2 separate regions of the Homo sapiens genome follow, and region 2 is linked to region 1. Evidence: read pairs that join two places in POLR2A ChIA-PET (ENCODE). Cell type or tissue: Panc1. All regions are shown on one strand.

Region 1 (5,000 bases):
ATACAAGCCTGGGAGGCTGGGCCGGGTGGCTCATGCTTGTAATCCTAGCACTTTGGGAGGCCAAGGCAGGAGGATTGCTTGAGGCCAAAAGTTAAAGACCAACCTGGCCAACATAGCAAGACCCCCAGCCCCACCCCCATCTCTATTTAAAAAAAGAAGAAGAAGAAGACCAGCCTGGGCAACATGGCAAAACCCCGTCTCTACAAAAAATAAATAAATAAATAAAAATTTGCCGAGCATGGTGGCACGCACCTGTAGTCCCAGCTACTTGGAGGCTGAGGTGGGAAAATCACTTGAGTCCAGGAGGTAGAGGCTGCAGTGAGCTGAGATAGCACCACTGCACTCCAGTCTGGCGACAGAGTGAGACCTTGTCTCAAAAAAATAAAAAACAAAAATAAATAAATAATTCAGGCCGGGTGCGGTGGCTCACACCTGTAATCCCAGCACTTTGGGAGGCTGAGGTGGGAGGATCACCTGAGGTCGGGAGTTTAAGACCAGCCTGACCAACATGGAGAAACACTGTCTCTACTAAAAATTTAAAATTAGCCAGGCGTGGTGGCACATGCCTGTAATCCCAGCTACTCGGGAGCCTGAGGCAGGAGAATTGCTTGAACCCTGGAGGCGGAGGTTGTGGTGAGCTGAGATGGCGCCATTGCACTCCAGCCTGGGCAACAAGAGTGAAACTCTGTCTCAAAAAAAAAAAAAAAAAAAAAAAAATTCAAGCAGGATTTTGAAGGTAGGAGGAAAGAGAATAACAGGTACTTACTGAGGGCATAGTACCAATAAAAACAGGCTGGGCACGGTGGCTCACGCCTGTAATCCCAGCACTTTGGGAGGCCGAGGTGGGCAGATCACGAGGTCGGGAGTTCGAGACGAGCTTGGCCAACATGGTGAAACCCCATCTTCAAAAAATACAAAAATTAGCTGGGCATGGTGGTGGGTGTCTGCAATCTTAGCTACTCAGGAGGCTGAGACGTGAGAATCACTTAAACCCAGGAGGCGGAGATTGCAGTGAGCTGAGATCATGCCACTGCACTCCAGCCTGGGTGACAGAGCGAGACTCCATCTCAAAAAAAAAAAAAAAGAAAAATCATAATCATCAGCAGCAGCATCATCATCATGGGAACTATCACTAAATGTGCCATAGTGTGATGAGTAAGAGCACAGATTAAGCTCTACCCCTTACTGGCTGTGTGAGCATGTGCAAGTTATAGAAATCTCCTTGTGCCTCAGTTTCCTCATCTGCAAACTGGGGTTAGTAATAATATCTACCGTATCAGGAGTTAAATAGGTAAATATATGCAAGGTGCTGAGAACTATGCCAGGTACACATGGGCACTGTGTATTTCCTATCACTGTTATTGCTGAACACTTTGGTCCTGCCAGGCAGTTTTATCTGCCATCTCACTTGGTCCTCACAGCAGCCTGAGAGACAGGGATTATTGTCCCCTTTTACAAAGAAATGAGGCGTAAACAGGCCAGGCAGCTTGCTAAGGTCACTTGCTGGGTAAGTGGCAGGAATGGGATTTGAACCTAGGTCTCTCTGCCCCTCCCACCCACCCCATTTCCCTGACTGTGGAACCTGCCTGAAGGAGGAGGAGGAGGAGGAGGAGGAGGAGGAGGAGGAAGAGGAGGAGATGGCATAGTGGGAAGGCAGGGAGGCTTCACCGAGCTGGGGCCTTGGAAGCAGAGCAGCAGGCATTTTTTCCAGAGCTTTCATTTCCGTCTGCTTCTTCTAAGCAGGTGAAAAACCCCACAGAGGACCCTTCCCTGAGTACCCCCGCCCCCACCCTATTTCCTCCCCCACCCAGCACTGCCTCTGTCCCCCACACTGGGAGCGGGGAGGTCAGGCATGCAGCGTGGGGGATGCAGGGGAGGGGAGTGAGGAGGTGGGGGAGCATCATTCCAGATCCTTCCCCTCAGCAACCCTCTCTTCCCCATCAAAGGCGCTCAGGGAGGAGAGAGCATTCCAGGTGGAAGGAATGGCAAATGCAAAGGCTGCAGATTAAGGATGTGGAGGTGGGGAAAGCCTGCGAGCTTGGCTGGAACCGAGGTTCGTGGCCCCCTGGGATTGCTCAGTGAAGAACTTGCTTGACGAGAGAAAGAGAGAGAGAGAGAGAGACTGTGGACCTAGCAAGAGCTGAGGATGCCAGAGGGAGGGGGGTGACCTGGAGATCATTCTGGGCTCTGAGTACAGTGCTCTCCACCCTTCTCCCCTCAGATGGGGGTCAGGGAGAGGGGAGGGGTGATTCTTCCTGGTCCCTATGCTTTGTTGCTCCCCCTGGAATTCCTTAGCTGACTGCACTCTGTCAGTTCCGTACCCAGTGCTGGCTCATAGCTTTTTAACACATTCTCTCATTGCATTTGTATTTTCTCTTCAGCTCCATGAGACTAGTTTTATTCACTCCATTTTATAGGTTAGAAAACTGAGGCTCAGCTAGGTTGTTTTTTTGTTTTTTTGTTTTTTTTTGTGGGGGCGGGGCGGGGAACGGAGTTTCACTCTGTTTGGCTGGAGTGCAGTGGCGCGATCTCGGCTCACTGCAACCTCTGCCTCCCGGGTTCAAGCAATTCTCTTGCCTCAGCCTCCTGAGTAGCTGGGATTACAGGCGCCCACCACCATGCCCAGCTAGTTTTTGTATTTTTATTTTTATTTAAGAAAAAATGTTTTTTGAGCCGGAGTCTCGCTCCGTCGCCCAGGCTGGAGTGCAGTGGCATGATCTCCGCTCACTGCAACCTTCGCCTCCCAGGTTCAAGCGATTCTCCTGCCTCAGCCTCCCGAGTAGCTGGGACTACAGGCGCGTGCCACCACGTCTGGCTAATTTTTTTGTATTTTTAGTAGAGACGGGGTTTCACCATATTGGCCAGGATGGTCTTGATCTCTTGACCTCGTGATCCGCCTGCAGCTGAGATTACAGGTGCCTGCCACCACGCCCAGCTAATTTTTGCATTTTTAGTAGAGACAAGGTTTCACCATGTTTGTCAGGCTGGTCTCGAACTCCTGACCTCAGGCAATCCGCCCGCCTCGGCCTCCCAAAGTGCTGGGATTACAGGCATGAGCCACTGTGCCTAGCCCTGTTTTTTACATTTTTATCTATTTATTTATTTATTTTGAGCCTAGGTTAGGAAACTGGCTAATTCTTGTATTTTTGATAGAGATGGGGTTTTGTCATGTCACCCAAGCTGGTCTTGAACCCCAGGCTCAAGCGATCCCCCTGCCTTGGCATCCCAAATTGTTGGGAATACAGGTGTGAGCTACCATGCCTGGCCCTTTCCCCTCATTTGTAAAATGAGGATGATAATAACAGGACCTAATTTATAGGACTGAGGCTGGGCGCAGTGGCTCACGCCTGCAATTCCAGTACTTTGGGAGGCCGAGGCGGACAGATCACTGGAGGTCTGGAGTTCACGACCAACCTGGCCAACATGGTGAAACCTCGTCTCTACAAAAAATACAAAAATTAGCCAGGCGTGGTGGTGCAAGCTTGTAATCCCAGCTACTTGGGAGGCTGAGGCAGGAGAATTGCTTGAACTGGGGAGGCAGAAGTTGCAGTGAGCCAAGATCATGCCACTGCACTGCAGCCTGGACGACAGAGCAAAACTGTGTCTCAATAAATAAATAAATAATTTATAGGACTGATATAAGGATTGACGAGTTAATGCATGTAAAGCAATTTGCACATTCCTGGCATGTAGCAAATGCTCACTAAATGTTGGTCCTTATTAATATTACCACTAAATGCACAATACCACCTCCCACTCTGAAAGCAACTTCTTTATCTGCATTGCCTAAAAGGAAAAATTAAGGCTCCTATTTTGGGACAACCTTCAAGCAATCACTGTGCTAAGTGTTTCATATTTATGATCACATTTAATTTGAACATATCTGGAAAATAAAAACAATTATGGCCAGGCCTGGTGGCTCACGCCTGTAATTCCAGCACTTTGGGAGGCTGAGGTGCTGAGTCCAGGAGTCCTAGACCAGCCTGGGCAACACAGCAAGACCCCATTTCTATTTTTTTTTTGAGACAAAGTCTCACTCTGTTGCCCAGGCTGGAGTGTAGTGCTGCGATCTCGGCTCACTGCAACCTCTGCCTCCTGGGTCTACGCCATTCTCCTGCCTCAGCCTCCTGAGTAGCTGGGACTACAGGTGCCGGCCACCATGCGCGGCTAATTTTTTGTATTTTTAGTAGAGACGGGGTTTCACCGTGTTAGCCAGGATGATCTCGATCTCCTGACCTCGTGATCTGCCCGCCTCGGCCTCCCAAAGTGCTGGGATTACAGGTGTGAGCCACTGCGCCTGGCCGACCCCATCTCTATTTTCTAAAATTATTAAATAAAAACAATTATGATTTTCATTTTATCGATAAGGAAATTGAGGCTCAGAGAGGTGAAGTCACCTGCCCAAAGTCACACAGCTAGGAAGTGGTATAATAGTGATTCAAATCCAGGTTTGTCTGGCTCCAAAGTCTCGTATGACAATTCAGGCCGGGCACAGTGGCTCATGCCTGTAATCCTAGTACTTTGGGAGACTGAGGTGGGAGGATCGTTTGAGCCCAGGAGTTTGAGACCAAGCTGGGCAACATAGGGAGACTTCATCTCTAAAAAACAAAACAAAAAAAATCAGCCGGGCATAGTGGCATGCACCTGTAGTCCCAGCTATTTGGGGGGCTGAGGTGGAAGGACTGCTTGAGCCCAGGAGTTCAAGGCTGCAATGAGCCATGATTGCACCACTGCAAGCCAGCCTGGGTGACAGATTAAAATCCTGTCCAAAAAAAAAAAAAAAAAATTAAGTTCAGATGACAACTTGTCCAGTTCATGGATGTCTGTATCAGCTTGAACCCAAACCATCTGCTCCAACTGCTGCCTCAGGCTCACTTCCCTCCATGCTGGGAAGACCAAGCATTGTTTACCGAGCGACTTTTATATGCCAGACAATTTACATATATTTCCCATTAAATCCTCACCCCCACCTTATGACCCTCTATTGTTATCCCCATTCC
Region 2 (5,000 bases), 370 kb after region 1:
AACATGGTGAAATCCTGTCTCTATTGAAAATACAAAAATTGGCCAGGTGTGGTAGCATGTGCCTGTAATGCCAGCTACTCAGGTGGCTGAGGCACAAGAATCACTTGAACCCAGGAGGCGGAGGTTGAAGTGAGCCAAGATTGCGCCACTGCACTCCAGCCTAGATGACAGAGCAAGACTGTTTCTCAAAAAAAAAAAAAAAAAAAAAAAAAAGAAAGAAAAGGAAGGAAGGAAAAGAGAAGAGAGACTGATTGGATGCTGCTGCAGTGGTCCAGGCAAGTGATTGTGCTGGCTTGGATGGGTGTTAGCAGTGGAGGCGGTGAGAAGTGTCAGGGTCTGTTCATGTCTAGAAGGCAGAACCAGCAGGGTTTGGTGATGGATTGGATGTCAGGAGTGAGAGGAAGAAAGGAGTTAGGACAACTCCAAAATTTGGGGCCTGAGGAGCAGGTTTGGGGACGAGAAAATAAGAATTTCCTGTCAGGAGCACCCAGCTCCTGTGCATTTGCCATTCTGCAGTCCACCCCATGCACACCGTAACACACCAGCCTAAGGATGCTCATGCCCCCACCTCTGGGAAGGCCCCCCATCTTTTCTGCCCTACTCCAGGCTCTGTCCCCTGAGAGTCATTTTCTCTCACTGATCCTTTTCTGGCCCTTCTGAGAGGTCACTAAAATGTCCAAGTGGAGGATGGCTAACACCCCTTCTTCATCACTGCCCTCAGATGCTGTGAGGGCACACAATAGACCCCATAAAGCTGATAAAGCTACTAGGGATAGAAGGGGCCCCAGTTGCCTCCCAGAGGCTGCTGGTCTGTCTTCCCCACCCAGCCAGTGCCGCCTGTGTTTTGTTCTTCCTTTGCGGTCCCCCGCATTCCTTGTAGTGCTGAAAATAGGACACTGTGACTTGCTTTCTGCAGGGCAATTGTCCTGGAAATTGTAGAATTTCTTTTTGTGTTGCTTTCCTACTGGTACCTCTTTATATTCCACCTCTGTAGCCAAGTAGGATGAGATTTCAAGCAAGTTGAAGTTATATATAATGAATTTAACACATTGGTAAGCTTCTAAGCTAACTGACTTTCAACTGGAAGCAATACTAAGAACAACAGATATTTGGTATACTCAATTTTTTTTTTCTCTCAGATTTGCATTTTGCAAGCTCTACTGTACCCCCAGCAAAGAGGAAAGAAAAATCTAGCTCTCCCATGGCTCTAAAGTTTCTAGAAATGGAAGCTCTCTTACTGAGCCTCTGTTTCTTCCCCCACCTCTGCCCCACCCCAGGTGTGGGGCAAACTGGTACCTGGAGCACCTGATACCATCTGTAAGTCCTGACAGCAGTCTGGCAAGAGGCAAGGACAGGCCAGGGATAGAGATGGAGTGGGGAACGGAGCACCTGAGCTGGGGAGCCACACATCCGGGACACTGGGAAAGGAAAGGAGGGAGATGGTGGCTTGAAATACAAAATTAGCCGGGCGTGGCACACACCTGTAATCCCAGCTACTCAGGACGCTGAGGCAGGAGAATCGCTTGAACCCGGGAGGCGGAGGTTGCAGTGAGCCAAGATCGTGCCACTGCCCTCCAGCCTGGGTGACTGTGCGGGACTCCGTCTCAAAAAAAAAATTTTTTTTTAAAGCCCAATAAAAGGGCTGGGCGCGGTGGCTCACGCCTGTAATCCCAGCACTTTGGGACGCCAAGGCAGGTGGATCAGCTGAGGTCAGGAGTCCAAGACCAGCCTGGCCAGCATAGTGAAACCCCATCTCTACTAAAAACACAAAAATTAGCCAGGTGTGGTGGTGGGCACCTGTAATCCCAGCTACTCGGGAGGCTGAGGCAGGAGAATCACTTGAACCCAGGAGGCGGAGGTTGCAGTGAGCCAAGATTGTGCCATTGCACTCCAACACTCCAGCCTGGGTGACAGAGCGAGACTCTGTCTAAAAAAAAAAAAGCCCAATAAAAATAAAAAGTGGATAATAATTATACCTACTGCATTAGGGTTGTTGAGAGAATTAAATGAGATGCCTCAGTACTTAGTGCAGTCTCTGCCCCATAGAAGCAGTTGAAGCACAGCATGTGTGATTTACCATTCACACATAATTTTAAATAACCTATAGATACAGAAAAGTCTTCAAGAATATATACCAAACTTAACAGAAATTCGGTTGTGGGGGAGACTGGTATAGTTGGTAAAAGGGAAGGGGGAGAATCACTGTGAGATGATTTTCCTTATACTTAAACACTTATATGACTGTTAGAAAAAAATTTTAATGACCATAAGTTTTATTTAAAATCACCAAAGCAATATAATATATTTCCATTTTGAGAAAATCAAAAGAAACCAGTGTGTATCATATGGTCACCTACCAGACACCCAATCCAGCCATGAGAGTCTTTGGAGCTTGAGGTCCTACCCCTGCCCCAAGTAAAGCCGACCCCCTGAGCTGCCCCCCACCGCTTCCCCAGGTAACCCCCTCCCCAGGTAAGCACCCCACTGCCTGGCACCTCTCCCTTGCCAGGCACTGTTGGGCCTGTTGGAGCTCTGCCTCTTGTCAACACAACACGGGCTCTTTACTGCCGGTCCCAGTCCCTGTCCCTCCCTCTCCCCTGTGAGTCATCCTCTGCTTCACTGCATGGGGACTCTTGATCCAGTGCCTTTCCTGCAGGGGGAGGGGCAATCTGCTGGAGTGAAATTTATTCAACAAATGTTTATGCAGAGCTTGGATGATTGGGAAGGTCAGGCTGGTTACCAAGAGGTGCTGCCCCAGCTTGGAGTGGTATAGGGGTTACAGAAATGGGTCCTTGAGACCCAGGGAGAAGGCTGGTGGTGGTAGAACCAGGCTGCAGGCTAGGATGGGGCATTCAGGGCCAGGCTGAAGGTCAGGGGACCCTCTGAGGCCTGCTCTGTTGGCTCAGGCTCCTTGACTCAGTTCCTTCCTTGATCTGCCCGGGTCAGGCCTGTGTGCCAGCATCTCCTGCACTGTTCACTCTCATTTCCAGGCTGGCTGCAGGCTTCAGGATCCTCAAAAGGCTTTTGAGGTCCCCTCTCTTTTCATTTGTTCACACTCTTCCCCCTTTAGTCACCCACCTTTGAGACCAAACTCTAGTCCTACATCCTTCAGGAAGTGTTCATCATTCCCTTAACCCGTGTTTTCTGAGCATCACTTTTTGGGGGTCCAGAGCTGTGTGCTGGGATGCCAGGCTGGCTGAGGCACCGAACACAGCTCCTCAGTTTGGAGGGGCACCTGACTCAGCCTGGGGAGGGCGGGGGTGTGGCTCCAGGAAGGCTTCCCAGAGGAGGTGACACCTGCACTGGGGTTTTTTGTTTGTTCGTTTTTGTATTTTTGAGATGGAGTCTCACTCTGTCGCCCAGGCTGGAGTGCAGTGGCGCGATCTTGGCTCACTGCAACCTGCGCCTGCAGGTTCAAGCAATTCTTATGCCTCACTCTCCTGAGTAGCTAGGACTATAGGCGCACACTCAGCTAATTTTTTGTATTTTTAGTAGAGATGGATTTTCACCATGTTGGCCAGGCTAATCTCGAACTCCTGACCTCAGGTGATCCACCCACCTCGGCCTCCCAAAGTGCTGGGATTATAGGTGTGAGCCACTGCGCCCGGCCCTCCACTGAGTTTTGAAAGGTGGGTAGAAGTTCCAGGTGAGGAAGAGTTTCCTGCTGTTTGCTTAGAGGTGGGATTTGGGGACTTCTGGTCACTGGAGTCAAGGAGTTGATGTAGATGGGACAGGTGAGAGGAGAAAGGAAGGAGAGAGGGAGAGGCTATGCATTGTGAGGGATTTGTAACCCAGTGCCAGGGTTGCTGAGGCTGTGATCCTCTATCACAACATGCCTGCCTCCGGAACAGCCTCTCTTGCCAGGTCTCTAAGGCAGTTGCTGCTGGCTCAATCGCTGCTTATTACTCCAGGGGCCGCCCAGGCCCCCCAGCCTGCCTGACCTCTCTTTTCTCAGTCGTTTCAGTGCACAAGGTGCTCCTGTGTCTAGTCCCTGTTCTCACTTGTTTACAGACAAGAAAATGGAGGTTATTCCATGGTATAGTGATTTACGCAAAGCTCATGGTTACTAAAGGGCAGAGTGGGGTCTGGACCTGGGGTTTTGGCCTCCTTGCACGGTCTTCTCTTTTCCATGACTCAGATAGTCCAGTGTATGCTGCTTGTGTTTTCTGACAGCTTTTTACCTGCTTTCCCATCCAGACCTGATGTTCCCAGAGGGTGAGACCCTTTCTCTCCAACATAGTAGGACCCCCTGAAATGTGGATTGAAACAAGCAAGAAATAGAAGTGCTGTTTGGAAGAATGATGGGGAAAAACACAGAGAGAGACTGATTGCCCGGGTATGGGGAAGGATGCTTGCCCAGGTACTTGGAACAGATTTATTTATGGCTGTTTTTGTGGGGGAGGCATATTTATTGCAGACTTGAATTCTCTTCCTGGTGATCCTGACAAGCTGTTTTCTTTGAAGCAGCATGGCCCAAAGAACTAGCAGTTCAGAGAACTGGGTTCTAATAATGACCCTGCCACTTCCCAGCTAGGTAGCCTTGGACAAGTTACCTCTCTGAACCTGGATTTCTTCATCTGTCAAATTGGGGGTCAGGATGTGAGATGAAATGAGAGGGGGTGTGTATAAGCCCCCTGCACAGAGCCTTGCATCAGATTCTCCAAGTGTCCAGTGTTTGTCTCCTGGGTGCTGGAGAGTTTATCTTTTTTTTTTGAAATGGAATTTTGCTCTATTGCCCAGGCTGGAGTGCCATGGTGTGATCTCGGCTCACTGCAACCTCTGCCTAACAGGTTCAAGTGATTCTCCTGCCTCAGCCTCCTGAGTAGCTGTGATTAGAGGCGCCTGCCACCACACCTGGCTAATTTTTGTATTTTTCGTAGAGACGAGGTTTCGCCATGTTGGTCACTGTGGTCTAGAACTCCTGACCTCAGGTGATCCACCCGCCTCGGCCTCCCAAAGTGATGGGATTACAGACGTGAGCTGCCACCCCCAGCTGGCTG

What was found. ChIA-PET counts read pairs that join two places held together with the same protein. Peaks named below come from ENCODE experiments on the same cell type or tissue, not always from the same donor. Only the 100,000 strongest peaks of a DNase experiment are listed, where the experiment ranks them.
Region 2: POLR2A ChIA-PET joins it to region 1 with 8 read pairs; 2 of 35 experiments call an interaction of 5 or more read pairs at or near these places.

The regions. Positions count from the first base shown.
Region 1 is chr1:27,493,958-27,498,957 of GRCh38, reverse strand. No RefSeq gene overlaps it. Among named protein-coding and RNA genes, the nearest start is that of WASF2, 6.3 kb to the right of the region's middle. In Panc1, no CTCF peak of the experiment used is centred here; no DNase peak of the experiment used is centred here.
Region 2 is chr1:27,120,451-27,125,450 of GRCh38, reverse strand. The region is part of intron 1 of SLC9A1 (solute carrier family 9 member A1); the gene reads left to right. Among named protein-coding and RNA genes, the nearest start is that of SLC9A1, 32 kb to the left of the region's middle. RefSeq lists an enhancer at 2,499-2,793. In Panc1, no CTCF peak of the experiment used is centred here; a DNase peak (open chromatin) is centred at 2,595.